Regions from separate parts of the Mus musculus genome. Here region 2 is linked to region 1. Evidence: chromatin loops called from intact Hi-C (ENCODE). Cell type or tissue: left cerebral cortex. All regions are shown on one strand. Links, peaks and the distances in the headings refer to the core of each region. The heading gives the core; the rest is flanking DNA.

The links. Peaks named below come from ENCODE experiments on the same cell type or tissue, not always from the same donor. Only the 100,000 strongest peaks of a DNase experiment are listed, where the experiment ranks them.
Region 2: it touches region 1 in a loop (2.9-fold over the local background); 2 of 42 quality-filtered maps call a loop at or near these places.

What each region holds. Positions count from the first base shown.
Region 1 is chr2:77,750,030-77,760,993 of GRCm38, reverse strand. All of the region lies in intron 1 of Zfp385b (zinc finger protein 385B), which reads left to right. Among named protein-coding and RNA genes, the nearest start is that of Gm35431, 9.8 kb to the left of the region's middle. In left cerebral cortex, for the core only: no CTCF peak of the experiment used is centred there; DNase peaks (open chromatin) are centred at 2,161, 2,368, 4,296, 5,080 and 1 more place; H3K27ac peaks cover 2,671 bases.
Region 2 is chr2:77,834,869-77,845,832 of GRCm38, reverse strand. No RefSeq gene overlaps it. Among named protein-coding and RNA genes, the nearest start is that of Zfp385b, 24 kb to the right of the region's middle. In left cerebral cortex, for the core only: no CTCF peak of the experiment used is centred there; DNase peaks (open chromatin) are centred at 4,240, 6,152 and 7,838; H3K27ac peaks cover 1,099 bases.

The DNA.
Region 1 (10,964 bases), core at 1,666-9,665:
ACACTTAGGGGAAAGGGATCCAAAGGTAGGCAACAGAGTCAGAGACAACCTCTGTGCCCGCTGTTAGAGTTCCACAAGAAGATCAAGCTGTACCGTTGATACATATGGACAGAGGGCCTAGGTCAGTCCCACGTGTACTCTCTGGTTGGAACGTTCAGTCTCCATGAGTCCCTATAGGCCCAGGTTAGTTGACTCTTTAGGTTATCTTTGTGGTGTCTTGACCCGCCCTGGCTCCATCGATCATTCTTCTTCCATTTCTGCAGGATTCCCCAACCTTTTCCTAATATTTGGCTGTGGGTCTCTGCATCTGTTTCCATCAGTTGCTGGGTGAAACCTCTATGATGATAATTACGCTAGGTTCTTGTCTCCAAGAATAGCAGAATATCATTAACAGGGTGAGGTGTGTGCCCCCTCTCATGGGTCTCAAGCTGGGCTAGTCATTGGTTGACCATCCCCTCAGTTTCTACTTTATCTTTACCCCTGCACATCTTGTATGCAAGATATATTGTAGGTCAAAGGATTAATGGCTGGGTTAGTATCCCAGTCCCTCCATTGGAAGTCTCACCTGGTTACAGGAGATGGCCATTTCAGGCTCCAGAAAGATGTTTAGTTCTTATTAAATGCCCCGATACCGCTTTTTCTTTTTCTTTTTCTTTTTCTTTTTCTTTTTCTTTTTTTCTTTTGACAATAGAGGCCAACCTCTTTTTACAAGGACTTTCTTTTCTTGGTTTTTTATAGGATCCAGTCTGAGACTTTGTATTCAGTAAATGAAAGGCTGATAACTTCCTGATCTATTGTTCTGCATATTGGGAATTTGAACCTGTGTATTGGTTGTGGTTTCATAATGATACTGTATAAAATCTCAAGGAGCCTACAACTCTCAATATGTGAGACCGATGACATAGTCTATTATTTAGAAAAAGCATTTGTGTGAAAAGTTTTTGAATTAAAAACAATTTTATATTAACATCTAATAATTGTACAGTTTTTAAAAAGAAATCTTTGTTTAAACGTCAGGTAAATATACTCAAGTACACATAAAAATACTCTCAACCGCTTATCATTTCTCAGGAATGATACTACTCCATCTCAAGCCATGTTATCTTTTCTAGTTGTTGTTAACTGAGATAACACTACTTTTGGGCTATGTTCATATTTATTAAGAATGTCTTGGGGCTTGGGCATATGACCCAACGTGAAGACCACTGACTCTCTTCCAGAGAACTTAGGGTCAATTCTCAATACTGACAGGGTGACAATTCTCACAACTGTCTGTAACTGTAATCCTAGGGGATCCAATACCGTCTTCTTGCCTCTGTGAACACTTGATCCATGTGGTACACAGACATACATGTGCGCAGACTCTTACATATAAGATAAATATAATTAGTCTAAAACTCATAAAGAGTAGTTTTACTTTAGCAGATGAGCAACTTGTGGCGTAAAGTTGTACATCTTGGGTCATTTACGACACGCCATTACCAGCTTGCCGTGAAAACTAGATTCCGAATTGAACAAATCGTGCGTGACTTGAGGCGAATTGTTGAAACCTTTTGGGCGTCTGTTTCTTCATCTGTGACACATGGACAATAAAAGCATTCCTCTCGATAGAGCATTCCAAAATTAAATTAATTGCGTCACTGTTGTAAAATGCTCATGAGTAGGACTCTGTAATTAAGGGTTAGCTGTGGGTTCTTATTTGGTGTTGGTTTCTAAGGCTAGAAGTGTTTAGCCCCATGATCCAGAGGTTTGTCTGCTAAGGCGTTTGGTTGGCAGTGAAGGGCAGCAGAATAGCAAACCTTAAAACAGACAGCGGAACTTCATGGGGAACACTTACCAGACGCCTTCCCTGAGCCCAGTCACTTTGCCTTCAGGACCTGGTCTACAGATTTGCAGTGTATGAGAAGGACTGTTCGCATTGAGGGCATTCAGCTTCAAAATGGCTGTGCTGTTTTTCATGATCAGAGGGTGATGTAAGGGCAGAGCATGGACCACTCATAGAAAATACTTTAGGAGTGATTTTTGTAAGGTTTAATTTGTGCTAAAATTCATCTACACATCTCTAGCAAGGCAGATTTTCCCAAGACAGATGGAGGCTGTTTAAAAAAGTTGGTCGCTTGATTCTGATTGAGACTGTTTTAATTTTATCACGGGGCACTTCAAAACAAGGAATGAAATGTAAGGTAAATTATTATCTAAAATAAGCCTTTCTCTTATGACGACGTAAAAACAGGATGTGAATTTCAGAGTGGGGACGCGGTTGATGTTGTCAGTGAAACAAGAGCAACTCAGCAGCAGAAGGGGCTTGGAGGGGTGACGTTAAGGAATGTGTCGGGTGGGGGCTGGGGGTGGCGGCAGAGATGATTTCAATTACATAATGGAACATTCCCAACGGGATGCAAAAGAGAAGGGTGTGAAGAGGGCTGCATATTTTAAAGGTTGGGATGAGCAGTGTGTGTTCGCAGGGTCTCTGCTCAGTATGGCAGCCAGCTGCTCACCTCTCACGCTAGAAGAAGAAGAGCGGAGCTTAAGCTGAAGTGTATGTGATTTCAGCGTTCTGCACAATGAAGACGGTTAAACATGGATTGAATTGGGTAATCTCAGTCCCGACAATACTGAAAAATGTCTTAACTGCCAATCAGCCCGAGATTTTTTTCCCCATGCAAAGACAGAATGATGGGCCCAAGGCCTCTTATTAACTACAATTTGGTTTCCTTTGCATTTCAGTATGTCAGAGCAATTTCTTACTTGAAAGTATATGATTTCTTCCCCCAGATTCTCCCCTCCCGTGACCTTTCCCTCTCTTTCCTTCAGATGCTCTATAATTTTGCGTCTCACCACTTTCCATCCCTCTTGTTCTATGGTGCTGAGATTTCACTACAGATGTATTGGAAGACTTCTCTGGGGGGGAATAATGACATCCCTGCCTCCTGAGTCCTGCTCTCACTGTGGGATGTGTGAGCCATTCATTTTGCTGCACTTTCCTCCCAGGGTTTTTTAAATATGCCATTGTGCTACACTCTAGAGATGCAAAATTCAATAAAGCACAATTTCTGTCCTGTTGGGATTTACCATGTAGTGGTGCAAATGCCAGAAGTGATATTCTAAAAATGTGACCTGGTCTCTTGTGCAAAGAAGGGAGTTAGGAGCTTTGCTAGGGGAGGGAATATTTGTCAACAAATATGCCCGCTGATCAGATTGTCTTTGGGAGTACATATTGAGGTGGGAGAGTGTAATGGAGCCATTTTAATTCCTGACACTGTCTCTGGTCCAGGTTAACAGAACAGCTTCTGAGCAGCAGTTCCATGCTCTGCAGGAGAATGCTCCTGTTCCAATCACTACGATTCTAGCACACTAAAGGTATTCTTAGGGACCTTGAGATGGCTCAGAAGGTCAAGGCATTGGGAATATTTGAAAATATTCTGAGATTAAGCCAGATGATAAGCACAAAAACCCCTAGTAAAAATTAGGGTCAGAGGGCCCCAGTGGAAGAGCTGGAGAAAGTACCAAAGGAGCTGAAGGGGTCTGTAATCCTATAGGTGGAACAGCAATATGAACTAACCAGTACCCCCCAGAGCTCGTGTCTCTAACTGCATATGTAGCAGAAGATGGCCTAGTCGGCCATCATTGGGAGGAGAGGCCCTTGGTCTTGCAAAGATTATATGCCCCAGGTACAGGGGAACGCCAGAGCCAGGAAGCCAGAGTGGGTGGGTTGGGGAGCAGGGCGGGGATGAGGGTATAGGGGACTTTTGGGATAGCATTTGAAACGTAAATGAAGAAAATATCTAATAAAAATTAAAAACAACAGTAAATAGCAAAAAAAAAATTAGGGTCTGAAGATATACATTTTAAAAGAAAAGGAGGGATTTCCTGCGAAAGAAACGTGTGCCGTTGGGATGCTAGTTTGAATCCACAGTGATTTTTGAAGGACCTGAGAACCTTCACTATGCACTAGGTAAGAAAGGAAAGCACCGAACCGGTGGTTGTTAGGTGAAAGTAGCAACCTTGGTCATGTAAGAGCATGTCTCAGCTCTATGTGGAACTCCGCCTCAAATCTGTGGTCAGCTCTGAAGGGCTTCTGTGGAGGCAAGGCAGTGTAAACAGGACCGGTGCCTGGTGTTGAGTCTGGTACCAGATACCAGTGCCTCCCCTGTCTTTGTGTGCATTTGAAACAATTCATAGCCAAATTCTGCTCTTCTTCCAGCCCAGTGATAGGAGAGGACACGGCTGGTTGGTTAGAGATGTTAGTGCTAACAGCACGCGGGATTTAGATGGAAACACACATGACAGATAAGTGCGAAATTTGAGCTATATGTAGTCTTGGTTTTGACGTTTGCTTATAAGCTTAGGTATGGCCGTTTAAAGTTTAATCCTTCAGACAGATCTCTGGTTAAAAGCAATCAGGCACATTTACACATTACACCGTTGGTTATGAGTAGAAGTCACACTTGGAGTTTATTGGAAGGAGTGGATAGTTTGAATGGCTGAGAGCTGACACCTTTCCATGTGGTGCTGCAAGCCTCGTATTTATCCTCTTGCTTTAGTGCTTTATTTAGTCTTCCACATTGGAGCTTGGGCGATACATCATTTCTTTGTGGTTTATGATTGCTTAAAAAGTTTTATAAGAAAAAAAGATGAATGTTAGCTTTATTTTTCTTATAAAATATAGACGCATTTCTTCTCTAACTTAGATTATGCATAAGCATTGGAGATAAATTTTCAGAAATGAGTTTCTATCTGAAGTTGTATTTTCTACATTGAATAATCACTGCTGGAATTAAAAAGGCACTTGAGATTAACAAGTTGCTTTTTTTCTCAGAAAATGCTTTATCTGCTTTCAGAGTTTTAGCTCTTGGATGTCAGATTAAAATTCTGAAACATGTTTGATTCATCTCAGAATTGAATGTCAAGTCCAAAGACAGATATTTATAACTGAGTTCTCTTCAGGCAAACGGGTTCCAACCACAGCTCCAATAATTGCAGAGTTCTTGTTCACGATCGTGGTGCCTCCATTTTAAACTAACAAATTAAAGCTTTAAGATTGGATTTTAGCAAACCAGATATTTAATTCCATGAATATTATGCTTTACATTTGCAGAGCCCTTTGGGGTTCCCACACTGCTTTTGGATAGTTATTCCAGTTTCACATAGCACAACGCCGTGTCAGGATCATTTCCTCTCGAGGATGAGCAAACACAAGATCCACACAGTGAAGTGATACAGCTGCTCAGCCCTTAGCTCACATTTCTCTTTGGCTCTTCTGAATCCAAGCTACTTCCACATAAAGTTCCTATTACAAACGTTTAAAAAGATAGGCACTGCTTAAAAGAAAAGAAGAAAGGAAATTTGCATGCAGTTTAGAACTGTTTACATATCAATATGGGAAAATTTGGGAGTTTAACAGAAATAACTAGTTTAATTACTTAATTGGTATTTTGGGAGACAAGATCTAGGTATGTTATTCAGACTGAAAGATACTGCAAATTGGACATTAATTAATTATAAATCAAAGACAAAAGTAATAAGATGTGCTAAAAATCCTCATTTTTATTTATTATTATTATTATTTTTCAAGACAGGTTTTGTGTGTGTGTGTGTGTGTGTGTGTGTGTGTGTGTGTGTGTGTGTGTAGCCCCGGCTGTCCTGGAACTCACTCTGTAGACCAGGCTGGCCTCGAACTCAGAAATGCGCCTGCCTCTGCCTCCCAAGTGCTACGATTAAAGGCATGTGCCACCACCGCCCAGCAAAAAATCCTCATTTTTAATGACACTAAAAGATGAATACATGAGTGGCCACTAGTTTTCAAAAGAATCTTCTCAGCATTTGGTAATAACTAAAGGGGAAACCGCCATTTTATCGTCTTTCACACAGGACCTGTACCCCAGGATCACTAAGACTTGGTGAGGTGGTTTTCTCTCCTTGTAGGCATCTTCTCCCTAGTCAATGAAGAGTGAATGACAGAATTAGAATATTACCATTTTGCAATAATGGCTTCTGGTAATGACCATCAAGTATATTGTCATGAAAAGAGAGACAAAAGTCTTCGTGTGCCTCCCTGCGATCAATCAGTGTGGAAAATTACATCCCAGTGTGACAACAGTGTGACAAAGCCTTGATCTGCCTGCCAGTTTTCAGAGAGAAAAGGAAAACAAAGCAGGGCGTTAGAAGGCACCATGGGGCTGCAATCAGCACAACCCAGCCCCGGGGAGCTCTGAAGTACCAACAAGCTGCCTCACCCACAAGTAAACGGAGAGAGGGGAAAAGGTGAGGAGCAATTATAGACTAAAATAGTCTCAGAGATATCAACTGACTTAGACTTTATTCATATGTCAAGTGGACAAATATCTAGGAAAATGTATGCCTACAACAGCTGGGGGACGAACACTGACTGCATATCTGATGATATTAAGGAGTTATTACTTCCCTTCAAAGTGTGTGACAGCATCGCCTCATTATACCATGTTGGAAAAATCCACATGCTTTAGAGGCATACTGAAAGATTTATGGATAAAATATTATCTCTGGAATTGCGTCCAGATAACGTGGGTCCAGGGAGTGATAGATAATTTTAGGTGAGACACCCATGAAAATTGTACAGACCAGGAATATATGTAACAGATAGATGCTCCAGTCATTTCACACGTATTACCTGTGATTCTTAGAACTTACCAGAGTTCTATGAAGAAATTGTACTTTACTGCCTTCAGTTTTCCTGAAATGCTGGGATGGAATACGTTGATCTCTGCCATTGCATCGGCAAAGTTGCCCTTTGGGCTCCAAGCTTTCCCTTCTCTGCTCAGCTCCAGCAGTTTACAAGGGGTGGAGTTTTAAAGCAACAGAATCCCCTGTTTTATTTACACTTCCCCCTCTCCCATTTTCTTGATCAGTTCTTTGCCCAGATTAAAGTCTTTTGGGGGAACATTGTAATTTGCATTTTGGCTAAATGAGAGGCTCTCCAACTACTCAGCCTGCTCCAAAGCCATCCTAGCCACTATCTGATTCTTTAAGGAGGCAAGTTGTTCCCCTTCCTCACAAGACAGGGAGCAAGCAGAAGCTCAGCTCAGGGGTTGGGGCTCACCCTAATTGTTCAGAGGCTCTCCTTGGCACAGTGTGTTCACTGGTGGTGCTGCTGGTGGGCTGGGGTGGGCAGTGGCTCCCAATGTGAGGGGCTCATTGCTATGCATGTGCACAAAGGAGGAGGGAAACCTACAGCGAGTAGGGAATGACATCTTCAGTAATATGAAACAATCCTCAGATAAAACACTCATGATGCCCCAGGGGGAGAGTGCCCTCATTGAGGATCCAGGGGAGATTAGGAAACCTTTTCAAAGATGAAAGTTCAAGTCCTCTGTGAGCCATCAGAGCATCTTATTTAAGTCCTCTCTGGAGGTGCAAATTTAAAACCCCAAGTTGGCAAAGTCTTTTGCAAAACACAGTCCTCCTTATTTCTTGGAGTGACTACAATTCATGCCATTTGCACCTTTTTAGATAAAGTAGCAGCCTGGAGAATGACTGGGGTAGGCTTTGTGCTTGAAGAGGTTCATTGATTGGCTGTAGAACACACGCTAAATTAGAGTGATTTGCAAAGCTTTGACTGATAAAGACATCTTGTTTTCCACTTCTTTGGGATGGAGCCAACTTGTATACCTTCCCAGGAATGAATAACTTAAAGTAAAAACAATCTAAGTGTCCGGGACATAGCACTCTGGTAGAACACTTGCCTAGCACTAGCATGTATAAAAATATTAATTAATTTTTTAAAAATAAATGTAATCTCTTATTTTTAGAATAAAAAATTTAAATTATTTTATCCATTTAACTTTTCAAATGATATCCCTCTTCCCAATTACCCATCCACAATCCCCCAACCATCCCCCTCCTACCCCCTCCCCTTTGCTTTGGTAATCTCTTTATAAAATGATTTTATTTATTTTGTGCATGTGAATACACTGTCTCTGTCTTCAGACACATCAGAGAGGGCATTGGATCTCATTTCAGATGGTTGTGAGCCACCATGTGGTTGCTTGAGCATTGAACTCAGGACCTCTGGAAGAGCAGTCGGTGCTCTTAACAACTGAGCCATCTCTCCAGCCCCATTAATTTAATTTTTAAAATACATGCAATTCCTAGGTGGCCAATGGTTGTTCAGATAATTGCTCCAACTTTTCTCCAGATTTAATTGTTTTGGGTGAATGTATTTCTTCACATTCTCAGCAAGGGCAACCAAATTAACCTTCCATAGTTTCTGTCTCAATGGGAAACAAAGGAAATGAATTGGTATTGTCTATAGCCATCTGTTCTTCAGTTGAAATGCAAAAACTTCCTTCATGCCTAGCCGTGCTTCTTGCTCGCTACATAGCTGTTGACCAACTTCCAGACACAGTGAAGGTCGCAGAATGTTAGCTAGATTAGGGATTCCTCCTGAAGCTGAAATACAATTATTCCAAATAAGAATGTAATGCTAGCTCAATCATACATATAATACTACAAGTAAAACACGTATCCTTGATTAAAGTTTGCCAAAACAGAGCAAGAGCACTGCTGCTTCATTATTGCAAAGCACTGCACAGAGACAACTCACAGCAACAGCCCTAGCAATGCTATTAAGATTGCTTAACCCTAGAAACAAAGGAAGCGAATGAAACTGAGATTCCCTTCTAGACCTTTAAATATAGAGATGTTATTTATACTTTATGATCTTGAAGGAAACAAGGATAGCTATTTGCTTATACAAGATTTATAATCCCCTGTGTATTAGTTTATGTTGCGGTAAATCTCCAACCCAAATAGGCCCCGGCAATGAAAACACAACTCAGTTAATATGAATACATGCTGTGTGCCTAGATTGGGCAGATCTGCCCTACACTACCATCTTCCACATCTCTGAGACCCCTTAGAACTTGAGGTTTCTCCAGGCCATCTGCTTCTGTTCCACTTTTTTTCTTCTTCTTCTTCTTCTTCTTCTTCTTCTTCTTCTTCTTCTTCTTCTTCTTCTTCTTCTTCTTCTTCTTCTTCTTCTTCTTCTTCTTCTTTTCTTCTTCTTCTTCTTCTTCTTCTTCTTCTTCTTCTTCTTCTTCTTCTTCTTCTTCTTCTTTTCTTCTTCTTTTCTTCTTCTTCTTTTCTTCTTCTTCTTCTTCTTCTTCTTCTTCTTCTTCTTCTTCTTCTTCTTCTTCTTCTTCTTCTTCTTCTTCTTCTTCTTCTTCTTCTTCTTCTTCTTCTTTTCTTCTTCTTCTTCTTCTTCTTTTCTTCTTCTTCTTCTTCTTCTTCTTCTTCTTCTTCTTCTTCTTCTTCTTCTTCTTCTTCTTCTTCTTCTTCTTCTTCTTCTTCTTCTCCTTCTCCTTCTCCTTCTCCTCCTCCTCCTCCTCCTCCTCCTCCTCCTCCTCCTCCTCCTCCTCCTCCTCTTCTTCTTCTTCTTCCTTCTCCTTCCTCTTCCTCTTCCTCTTCTTCCTCCTCCTCCTCCTCCTCCTCCACCTCTGTGTCTCCCTCTTCCATTTTCTCCTTTTTCTCTTCCACCTTCTGTTCCACCTTCCCTTTTATCTGCCCAATCATCAACTCTCCTTTATTTTACAAATTAAGGTGGGAAGCAGGTTTAGAGGAAATCACCTGAGTGCTGACTCTTTCCTTGTTCGAAGCCACTCGCAGGAGAAGGTAGTTTTGTAGAGAAAGGGTTCATTTTGCCTTGAAGTATGAGACATTCCCAGCATAGTGGGAAAGGTGTGGCACAGGAGTGTGAAGTATGCTCGGCTTTCTCTGAAAACAGAGACCAGGACACAAAGCCTCAAAGTCCACACCCCCAGTGACAAACTTTCTCTAGCAAGTCTCCACCTTCTGCAAGTTCTACAATCTCCCACCCAGTGCTGGGGACAAGCATTCAAACATGAGCCTAACCAGAGATATTTCATAGTCAATCTGTAGTAACTTATATTACACATGTCAGAGCCATCATCATTGAGGAAGATGGTGGTGACCGTGTGACTTTTTGCCACCACAGTCATTCGGGGAGTGTTGCAGAAAATATTTAGTCTCAATCTGGAGTTTCTACCCTGCCTTAGTCATTCAGTTCTCAGATAGAAGACACACAACTTTGATATTTATAATAAGCCTTAATCAGCACTACAGCAGGGAAGATATCTACCCTCTAAACTATTAGAATCTACTTCCCTTTCAATAACCCTGAGTTCTTACTTGCCATGTTCCATCTAGACTGTTCTTAACTCCAGTTGGCCATGTTTTCTTAATTCACATGGCAGCTTCCTCCTCTCCTCACCTTCCGCTCCACCTTCTCTTTCTCTCCTCCTCCTTGTCATGGTCCTTAGCCTCCAATCCCAAGCCCAAGAACTCACCCCTCCCCCAACTATCTTCTGTCCAGCTATAGGCCGCAGGCATCTTTATTCATCAACCAGAAATGGGGGGGGGGGCAAGGTTACCTAGCACCACTTGGGTCTACCTGTGGATTCTCTCCTCCCTGGGAGCAACCAAGCCTTGGGGGCCAGTAGTTAGCATTACAATACATAGCAAAAGATCAAACCTCAACAAGGGAGTTTTGTCTATCCCCACTTGCTTTGCCTTCAGTAGTTGACCTGTGTGTAGAACTCATCTTCACTAAGTTGTTTTAGACTGTGACAGGAAACAGAAACCTTCCATATAAGATCTCCCCTTCCTACCTTCCTCCAACTTTTCCTAACAGACCCCCAATCCTGCATCTTTCATCCTTTTCATCCCCCTTGAAAATGTCCAACCACCTCCTTCCCTGTGTCTTTCCTCTGAGAACTCTTCCTCCTCTCTTCTTTTTCATTCTTAAATTACAGGTGCTCTGCAGTTTTATCTTCAAAGTCATTTAGATCTCTTCATCCCCAGGAAATATTTTTCACCTTTCTCTAGTGGCCTCTTCCAAAGCCAGAATGCTTTGATATGAGAACTGTTGTTTTGTTTGTTTGTTTGTTTGTTTGTTTTTGTTTTTTGTT
Region 2 (10,964 bases), core at 1,204-9,203, 85 kb before region 1:
GTGTGTGTGTTGAAGTTCATATGTATTCAGATGTATGAAATATGTAATTCTTTATATTTTGTTTCTCTCAATCTATACTACTATATCTAGAAGTTTGTGCTGGTGAGTTTTGTCAGTGAAGGCTGCACAACTCGAACCCAATATTAATTGAGATTGAACATTAATGAGGAATTATTCATATCAGGTTGGTCTGCGGACATATTTTTAAAGATCATCTTAATGTTAATTGATGTAGAACACCCTGCCCACTGTGGGTAACCTTTCCCTAAGCAGTTGGGTCTGAACTACATATGCAGGGGAAAGACAGATGAGAGTGAGCAGGCAGTCTAGTATCCACATGTTTAAAGAAAGGTAATTCTTTCTGCTCCTGACTGTGCCTTGAACTCCCCGAAGCAATGGACTTCAACTAGGAACTGTAAGCCAAATGAACCTGTTCTTCACCAGGTTGCTTATAATCAGAGTATTGCATCACAGCCATAAAAAAAAAAAAAAAAAAAAAAAGAAACTAGAACAGACCTTAATCCTTATTATTGCATGTAGTTCCAGATCATTTTTATTGCATGTGTCTCCTTCCATACATACAACACAATTCACTTTTACCTTCTAAAAATATTACCAATATCACCAGTTAAAGCTATCTAAATTCCACTGTCTGAATCCGTGAGGTTGTTTTTTTTGTTTTTTTTGTTTTTTTTTTTTGCGGTGGGTGGGGGGGTTGAGTTTTGCTACCCTTCCTTGGGCTGTTTATCCCTTTAGCAATAAAAACAGTTGTAGCTCACATTGCTAACTTGAAGTTGTACTGTTAGTCTAGTAACTTCTGGCCTGTTAACGCTACGTGCTAGAAATTCAGAATGACTCCATGTGTAAAGCACGTGTTTGATTTTAAAGGCTTAGTATGAAAACCAACTCTTATATTCTGGCATTAACTTCACCTACTCATTTAGCTTTTTAAAACTTATTTATTTATCTATCTATCTATTTATTTATTTGTTTATTTATTTATTTACATCCTGACCATGGCTCCTCCCTACTTATCTAGCTTTTTAAATGTGATTATTAGAGAATTTAAAATCGGGGAAAGAGAAATGGCTCAGAGGATAAGGGCAGACTCTGTGTTGCACATTGCTATAGGGAAAGTACCTTTGCTTCATTGGGCACAGCTTAAAGATGTTAGTTCTTATGGGAATGTGGCTGCTGAAGTTCAAACCACTTATCTTCTGATGATGTAATTTACCAGGAGTGACTTTATTAGAGTCCAGCTGAATAATGAAAATGTCAGCTAAGTGGTACTGATGACCATGTGTTTGGGTGTTTGTCATCCAATGCAATCATGTAGGTCAATCCCCAACTTCCAAATGCAGATAGATAGTCACAAGTTCCAATATGAGCAGCCCGTTAAATATGAGCTCTGGGAAGGAAGAGTAAGCATAGTGAATACAATAAGTAAATCAATCAATCAATAAAGGAGAAACTGTGAAAGGATTCCTAATGACTTTCCTGATTATATTCCCAGGTAGAGTATGTCTATGGTATAGTATGATTTTAGTGTGGTAGAGTTAGAAGCTCTTGAGTATTTCTCTGGGCAGGCACATTTTTTCAGCACTCTTACATTTTAATGCAGGTTACTTTTGTGTTATTGATCTCTGTTTTGTATCATTGTAAGTCATTGCTGACAAACAGACATGGACATTTTATCTTTGAAGTCACAAGACTTTTACCACTGAGTTATCTGTCCACCCCTCCAACCATGTTGCAAGCTTCTGAGATTTAAAAAAAAATCTATAGAAATATGACCTCTCCGTTTTAGATGGTATTATAGTTCAAATTTCCAAGTGCTAGGGCACAGAGGCTATAATCCTAGCACTCAGAAAGCTGAAATAGTAGGGTCGTCATGAGTTTGAGGCTAGCTTGGGCTACAGAGTGAGAGCTTGTCTCAACTTAGAGCAAAACAAACATGAATTGCCTTAATCCTTAATTAAAACTCAAGCAATTTCAATAATGACAAGGATATGTTCATGGCTTTATACTGTGACAACATTTAAATGATAAATAAATATTTGTTGCTATGCATTTGTTTTTAAACAAATATCCAATTCCTCAAAATAGTTATTGGAATTTAAAGTGGGAACCACACTCATAGAAATGTATCCAAAGGGCAAAATCAAGGACTTCTTTTTCTCTAAATACCTTTATAGGAAGTAGGGAAACCATGCTGATTTCAAAAAGAATTAAAAATTGAACAAGCTCTAGAGTTTTCATCAGGAAATGATCTCGTTTTAGAATCTCCATTATTTTTTAAGCTACTTTTGCGAACCGTTTTAGAAATAGCCTCGGTTTCTGCGGACTTACCCTCTAAGTACAGCACCGACTAAAGTCTCTCCTGCTATCACTGGGTCCTCTCTCAGAGTCAGCCCATTAAAGACCTTCTTATGTAATCTTGAGGAATATAGGGCAAGACTGCAAGGTAGGAATGAGATGAGAGGAAAGCAGATGTCCCAGGTGGTCCATCGTGCCTGTCACCCACAGAGCAGCCCGCTGTGCTGCCAGAATCCATGCCCAGGACCTCTGAGTACCTCAGGCAAAGGACAAGCAAGTGATCAGTCAACAAAATTCCAGACGTGCTAGCAGAAGAAGGAAGGAAGCTTAGAAATGTAGGAATCCATCTCTACTTTCAGAGGTTACTGGGGTACAAAAGGGGAAGTGGGACACTCCTTAATGGTCCTGCATGTGAGGATGGAGAAAGCAGGAAACAGGGAAGGCAGGGGAACTCAAAGTATACTCACAGGCTCCAGTGCTGGGGATGCTGCCCAGGGAGTGAGGAGAGACAGGGCCTTTCATGGATCTCAGGCTCTTTTTGAAGAACAATTACTATGAAACCCTTCCTAGGGCGTTTTCAGACCCAGTGCTGTGGTCCGGAGGGGCAGGGCATGATTCTTTCCTCTTAAGCCGACAGCTGCTCACAATGTGTTCTGCCCAGAAAATAAACTGTAACTTTGTCAAAAACAAACAAACAAACAAACAAACAAACGACAACAAAAAACAAAAAAACCCACCAAAACAAAACAACAAAACAAACAAACAAACAAACAAAACCACCAAAACAAAACAAAACCCAATGTTGTCCAGGGCACAAAGGACTGGAATTTTATTAGTTTACAGTTCCACACTGTTGGAGCTCAGAGGGACCTAAGTCTATTTGCTTTGCCTTTTGATGCCATGCATTTCCAGAGACAACATCAAAGACTCCCCAGGAAGAAGGGGGGGGGGGTGGTCACTAACTACCAGCATACATGAGAGAGTGTATTTCTTTTTTATCAGCAAATCAATACTATTGTCAGATTCTTTCGTGAAATATCCAGCCAGAACTATCCTGGTCTTATTCTTAGATCAGGAGAATCTGTAAGTTTTGATGGAAAAGACCGAATTTCTGCATCTATCCAGGCACAGGCTGTACCTTCTTTCCCTGTCTCTCAAATCTCCAACCTCTAGTTCTCTGCAGTAGCAGATTTCCAAATGTGACACTCTTGCCATTTTGAGCTTGGGAACTGGGTCTATGTATTGTATTGTAAGGTGTTTGGTCACAAGCTGGCCACTTTCCACCTGATGTCAAGGACTTTTGCTAACAGCCACAGTGAATGTATTTTCACATGTTGCCCTGCAAGAGATAACTACACGAGCATGCTCCTTCTGCAGGACAGGACTGAGCCCTTGATCTGTGATCTATCCTTGCATAGATACTACCTTAGGCATATCTGTGCCACACCTTGCAGAAGTGTGGAGCAACCATGCAAACACAGTACGTTCATTTGTCCAGTAAAGAGTCTAACAACGTCCTTTCCTAGACTCTGCAGCCACAGTGGTTTCCTATGGCGGTGAGTTTTTCTGAGTGAGGTTGTCCTCACCGAGGATGAGAAAACCTCTATAGAGTTGCAGACTATCAGAGAAACGGGAGCTTTCTTTCTCACGGGTCTGTCTCCTTTCTCTTTTCTTACTAAGTACTTCTCAAGAAGGCTGGGCTCTAGTTCTCAGTCAACAGAGAGGAGGACTTTGCATTTAGGAACCCATATGCTGTTCTTCGGGCTGCCACACTTTCCAGATGATAAATCAGTTCACTCCTAGAGATAGATTTAGCATAACCAAAGCAACAAAACCCGCCCCTCCAACACACCCCAGTGTAACGGATTGCAAACGTGTCAAGCACCAGATAAGGACTCAGTTGCTCTGTCAAAGCAGCTCTGTCTTCAGCCATCCTAAACACATTGCCATTTCAGCTCCTTCAGTGAGAACACTAAGTTCACACGCCGATGCAGTTAGAGAGGAGAATGTGTGGGAACAGGAAAAGAGTGGGAGAAGCATTCTGAGACTTATTAAAATTAGAGTAACAGCACCTCTCTTTTTGTGATATAAAAACAAAAGGCGAAACATAGATACATATTTTAATCGTTGCATCTTCTGGACCAGCTCCCAGCCAGCAGTAGCAATGCGACGAGGGGAGTTGGTAACTTCAGTGATTAAGCTCAAATCCACAGAGCTGCTCTGGTAGCTTAGCAGGTATGAGGAGAAAAAAAAAATCTCAATCTCTCTCTCTCTCTCTCTCTCTCTCTCTCTCTCTCTCTCTCTCTCTCTCTCTCTCTCCCCCTTGCATGCTGGATCAGAGCTTCAGGGCTTAAAGACAGCTTTCTGGGGCCATTCCAGGTGAGTCTCGGGAAAGATGCTAGGACAGAAGAGCACCCACTGATACTGAGAAGGGGGAAGAATCTTTCTAAGACAGCTCAATCTGTTTGCATAACTCCGTGCTTCTCCTGGGACAGGGCTGCTAGCAGAGAGGGTCACAGAGAAGCTGGGAAGGGTCAGGGAGACTGTGCCCAGAGGGTACCTCATGCAGCTGTCTGATGGAGCTATCTCCAAAGAGGCTAGAATGAACTGAACTGTTACTAGCTCCCTCCCCCCCCCCCCCCCCACCAGATCTTACCTTGAGGCTGTTCGGATGCGATGGGAGAGATTAGATTCTTATTCGTGAACTGTAAGCCATGGTATGTTTATAGTAAGCAGAGACACTAAAGCTGTAACTCTGAAGTTTGACAGATCCTGGCAGATCTAATAGCTTTCTGAAAAGGAAGACCTTTTCTTCCACATCAGCTATTCTAAATCTCAATGGCGTGGAGGCATCCAACACTGTGTGAAACCGATAGTCCCTTGGAAGAAAAAGTGCACTTTGTCCTGAATCTGTTTTCATATCTTTTATAAGATTCTCCATGGGGTCCATAACAGATGGCAGGTTAAAAAAATCACTTTTTTAGAAGGAGTCTGTTTTTTGTCTTTGTCTAGGATTGAGAAATAGCATGTATGTATGTGTACTAGTGAGTGGTTTGAATTTTTTAAGAATGAAGAATGTAATTGATGTTCCCCTGGGGAATATATATATATATATATATATATATATGCATGTATGTATATATATATTCTGACATTGGGTCAATTTAGGGTCAAAGATCTCCAGAAACTTAATCTTTGATTATACTAAGTTTTGTAGAAAGTCAATTTGTGGAAATTAAAAGGCAAGAAAGATGATGCTGGACTGAGAAGGGACTTCCACGGGAGAAAATGAGGGAAGGTCAGATACTAGGGGTACACAATCAAACCATACTTTTCTTCAAATACATCTGAGGCCATTGAGTGCCTTCTGTTTTGGTGTTATGCTTTTTGCTCCAGCTCAGGCTTCCTGGGAGGGGCCTGGATTATGCATCCCCAGAGCAAGGCCTGCAGAGCAGAAGTCACTCAGGGACATTGCCCTGGTGCCCCATACGGTGATATACTGTCTGTCTCATAGTTTATGTCCCCCTTCCTTGATTTATTTTTCTTCTCATAAACCACCACCGTCTTCTTCGTTCTCTATTTCAATTACTTCTGTGAAACCTTGTGGAGTTTTGTTTCCACTGGTGTGGGAAGCGGGTGCGGCCCGCATAGGCCAAGATGGTTACTGCCTTGCCTGAGCATGCGCAGTGAGGCTGCATGCGTGGGCTGCCTGCCGGGCTAGACTGTCCCTCATTCCCTCGTGATCTGGACCTGTCAGCCTATCGGTATCCGACCTGAGCTCGTGCCTGGAGCGTGTGTAAATTCTGATTCGATGAGGTGGGGTGGAGCTAGATGAGGTCAGTAGGCGGGAGGATAGGAGTTGTTTTAGCCCTTGCCCTAAGTAGAAGCGAGTTGTAGTAAGAGAAGCGGTTGTAAGGGGAGTTTTGTAAGAAAAGCTGCGAGAAGGACAGAAAAGGAAAAAAGCCACAAGTAAAGAAGCCGTTGTGTGAACCTGCCTTGGTCTCCCACCTTGGTGTCCGTGTCCTTTGTGTTGCAGTGGGAAGAAAGGACCTGCGACACACTGGGACATAGGTTCTGTGAAAACAGTTCTGTCTTGTTTGGTGATCAAGCTATATAGACTACAGAATAATGTCTGGCCTACCAAAGAGACTCTGTAAAAAGTCTTTGAAATGTGATAGTTGATCTGCATTGACAACTTAATAGGTTTTATAATCTAGGAGACACACCTTTAGACATGTCTGTGGGGGTGTTTTCTGGGGAGGTTTAACTGAAGAGAGGAATCCCACCCTGAATGTCAATACTACTGACACATGGATATGGATCCCAGACTGAGAAAGAAAGAAAAATAAAATAAAGAAAAACAAAACAAACAAACAAACAAATCTGAGCATCAGCATTTGACTCTCTCTGCTTTTAAGCCATAGTACCAATGTAACCAGATGCTTCACACCCTGCTACCACGCCCTTTCCACCATGATGGGCTCCATGCTCACACCACAAACCAAAATAAGCTCTTCTTCCTTTGGACTTTTGCTTAGGCACTCTGTCCCAGCAAGCACATGAATTAACCAATACATTGAGCAATACCAGGAGATTAGGGCATAGAACTGGCTCTTAATGAAGGGTGTCATGTGATCTACTGTCCCAATTTCCCTTCAGGTCCTATTATAAAAGACTGATGAAATGGAAGGGCTTATTTGTCTTAGATTTCCAGGTTACAGTTCACAATTGCAGAGGAGTCATAGTAGCAGGAATCTAAAGCAGCAGGCCACACACCATAGGAAAGTACAAAGAGACAAAGGTATCTGCTCCATCTTTCTGCTTATGCTCAGCTGTCTTTACTCTTCAACAGTTCTGAGTTCAGCTCATTAAATGGTGTTATCCACATCTAGGGTGGGACTTCCTAACTCTATTACCAATCAATCAATGCTGTCCATTATCCACCCCTTCACAGACCACACAGGTCACATTGATCTAGATAACTCCTCACTAAGACTCTCTTCCCCACTGATTTAGGTTGTGTCAAGTTGACAGTTAAAATCAATCAGCACAGCTGCCAATCCTATGATACTGCTCTCACACAAGCTAGTCAGTCAGCCTTTGGCTTGGCACTACCATGCTATGATCTTGACACTGGCTGTTCTTCCCATGTTAAGATCTTTGGAAGAATGACTGTATGTTTACAGGGAATGGTGAGCTTTGACACAGAGCAGAGGCTTAATGAAATTCCAATATATGCAAGGAGCAAATATTGGGGGACACATGTGAACATCCAACCTCAGACTCAGGGAAAGATATTTCTACACACACACACACACACACACACACACACACTATGCAAGAGCACATCCCCATCTGAAGTGCTCAGAGGAATCCCTAGAGGGAGGCTATACAGGATAGAGAGGAAGCAATGGTCTCTGACGAAACCTCTCAGAGCAAAACGAAGCAAGAGCCTTGGATAAGGCTCAGAAGGAAATGCTGACAAGGACAAGAGTGGAACTCTAAAGTGGGCCAGGAGCCAGGGAACAGCATCAGGGAAAGCATTGAGGAGAGAAAAGGCACCGTGGATTCAATTTCTGAACTAAGGTAACTAACACTCAGGGCAAGAGTCGTAAGAAAAACGGTGGGCACGATGCCAGGTTGACTCTGCAAAAGCTGTGGGTTCCCATAGTAGTGTGAGCGTTCCACACAGTGGCTTGGAGATTTCATTCTTCTCATCGACAAAGTCATCGTTCACCTCTGTCAAGTCGGCTTTGGCTTCATCAAAGAGACAGGGACCTAGGAAGGTTAATTTTTTTTAAGGTTCTGGTCTTCCTTATCAGACCTTGAGACTAGAGAGAACAAGAACACAAACCAGTGCCCTCTTAACCACCTTCTACCCAGCCTTACAGTCTTCTGAAATGGATGAGTTTAGCCAAAGTTTCACATTAACGTTATTGTAAATCACACCCACGATCAGCACATCCACTCTCCTCTTATCATCATTATTTATATCTTTGCAAATGTCATTTCCTTTAGAAATATGAAACTGTCCATCACTTTCTCTTATAAAATTGTCATCTCCACTCTAAAAAACTAACACCTTTTGCCTGTAGTCTTAGCAAGAAAATGTCCACCTACCAAGAGCTGATAAAGAACCGAACATAAGAAGCCCAGCATGTCAATCAAGAAGTTTCTTACCCAATACAGAAAGCTTCTGTATTTTCCCCTTCCATCATCTTCTCTTAGGCTCTCTCTTTTTTATTAAATGGTACTGCCAGGAAAAGTCAGGGGCATGCTGTGCCTGTCACTGTGGCTGATAGATCAGATGAAAGCCAGTATTAATCATCTTGCCTGATTTGGGAGTCTATTAATTTCCCAAGAACAGTGGTTCAGTGATACAAGTCCTTTATTCTGCAATCTCATGCAATGTCACTTTCCTTTCTTCTTGTGAAAGTAAACCTTGGAAAATGTTAGTTACATAAAGCCACTTTAAAGTAACCCCCTACCTTTCCACTGGCCAATTAGTTGAAAGTGCCATTTACAAAAAGTGTGCTTGGCCTCTCTTTCCCTTAGGAATCTCTCATAGGCAGTTTATGCTCTAAGCCTCATAACTAGCAATGAGCTTGAGTTATTTTCCTCCGCAGTAGAAACAGGTTTTTGTATGTTTGCTTTGTTTGGTATTTTGTTTGTGTATGGTTTTGTTTTGTTTTGTCTTGTTTTCATGGAGAATGAACTAAGATCTGGTCTCAAGTCTCAGGTAGACAATTTTTAGAATGAAGTAGGGTTTTTGTTTTTATTTTTGTTTTTGTTTTGTTTTGTTTTGTTTTTGTTTTTGTTTTGTTTTGTTTTTTCCTTGTTTCCCAGTGTTCTTCCAAATTCTGACATCATGGAAAGAATTTGCTCCATGCTCATGAAGAAGTAATCCTACTAAACTCATTGAGTTAATCACCCCCAAGGACATGAAAGCAAGAGAAACACTATTGGAGGACAGGGCTTCAGCAGGAGTGAGAGAGGGATTGGATAAGGTAATGGAGGATGAATACAATATATGTGTATCATTTTGTCAAATAAATAAAACAGTGAAAGCAAGAGAAGTAGCTCTGAATGTATGGTCTACATGGTAGGTTCTCAGTAAGTATTATTCAGTGAATCACTGAAGCGGAGGATAGTGCAGAGTCTATGTCCAGGCCCTGATCTGCAGAGAGAAGAGGGTACTGCAAAACCTAGAGATGTGAGCAGTGGAGCCTCACTAGCTGCTGGCTTGAGCCACTGCCAAGTGAATGCACCCCGAGTCCCTGTGAAGCTTCAGTTCTGGGTTTTATCAGTGTATTCTCTGGTAAGGAAATTTATAACTTTGGCTTAATTTCCAATAAATGTCATTAAGTTAAACATTGAACTGTGTAGAGTTAGCAAATATGAGTTGACTATTTGTTCATTATAAAATTAAGACAGGGCTGGAGAGTTGGCTCAGTGACTAAGATCGCTTGCTGATCTTCCAGATGACCCAGATTCATCTCCCAGCCTCCATGTTTCAGCTCACAATGGTCTGTTACTCCAATCCCAGGGATCCAACGCCCTCTTCTGGTCTCCTTGGTCACTGCACACACATGTACACAGACTTTCATGTGGTTAAATAGTCATATGCATAACATTTCAAAAATAGATAAATAAGCAGAACTAAATAAGAACTTGAAAAAGAAATCATGGCTTTTCAAGTGAGATTTATCATTCCCCGTGAGTATGGTGCTATATAATGCCCAGTTTTTAAAAGTAAAGAAATTTCCTTTCACATATATCTATGAAACAAATGAACAAACAACAAACAAGCAAAAAGTTGCTTTGACTATGCTGCAAGTACATTGTTTTTCAAAGTGTCCAAGTGATGGAAGGTCAAAGTTAATTTTATAATCTACAGGCTCTCCCTTGCACTCTCCTCTGCTTCTTTTTTTAATGCTATGTTTAAAGCTGGGTTCTATTTTCAGCCTGTGGGAGTGGGGAGACATGTAGAAGACACTTGTAACATCTCTAGCAATGGACAGAAGAATGAATAATAATAGGAAACGTCGACATACCATCTGCTATAAACACAGATGTGTGTTTTCTTTAAATGTAAGAATCTAGCACTCTAAAATGGGAAGGATTACAAGACATAAAAGTCAAGAACCCACTCTTGAGTGGCTTTCTGTTAGCAAAAAGTAATCTTCCTTGTTGGTTGTTAACTAATTCATGGAGCCAAAGTGGTAGTACCTCTCATTTGTTGTGCACGCCATGAATGCCAAGGTCAAGTGCTTGTTAGCATCAAAGATGATATGGGGTGATTTCTTTAATATCATGTGTCATCTAGTACAGTAGACAACACTCAAGACATCCTGTGTTTCATCTGATATCTTGCCATAGAGTATGAAAGTTTCACAGAGAAAACTCCAAGAATAATTTGGGGACATAAGATATATTTTATTAAGTATGTGATATTTAAAACGGGTATTTAAATTTGTTTACATATGTATATATGCTTGCACTTGACGACAAAGCATGCGGAGCATGGGGAAAGCAGAGGAAAACTTGCAGGGATGCATTCTCTCCTCCAGTTTGGTTTCAGATTAAGCTCAGGTCATAAGGCTTGGTGACAAGTGCTTTTTACATGCTGAGCCAAACCCTTAAGCATG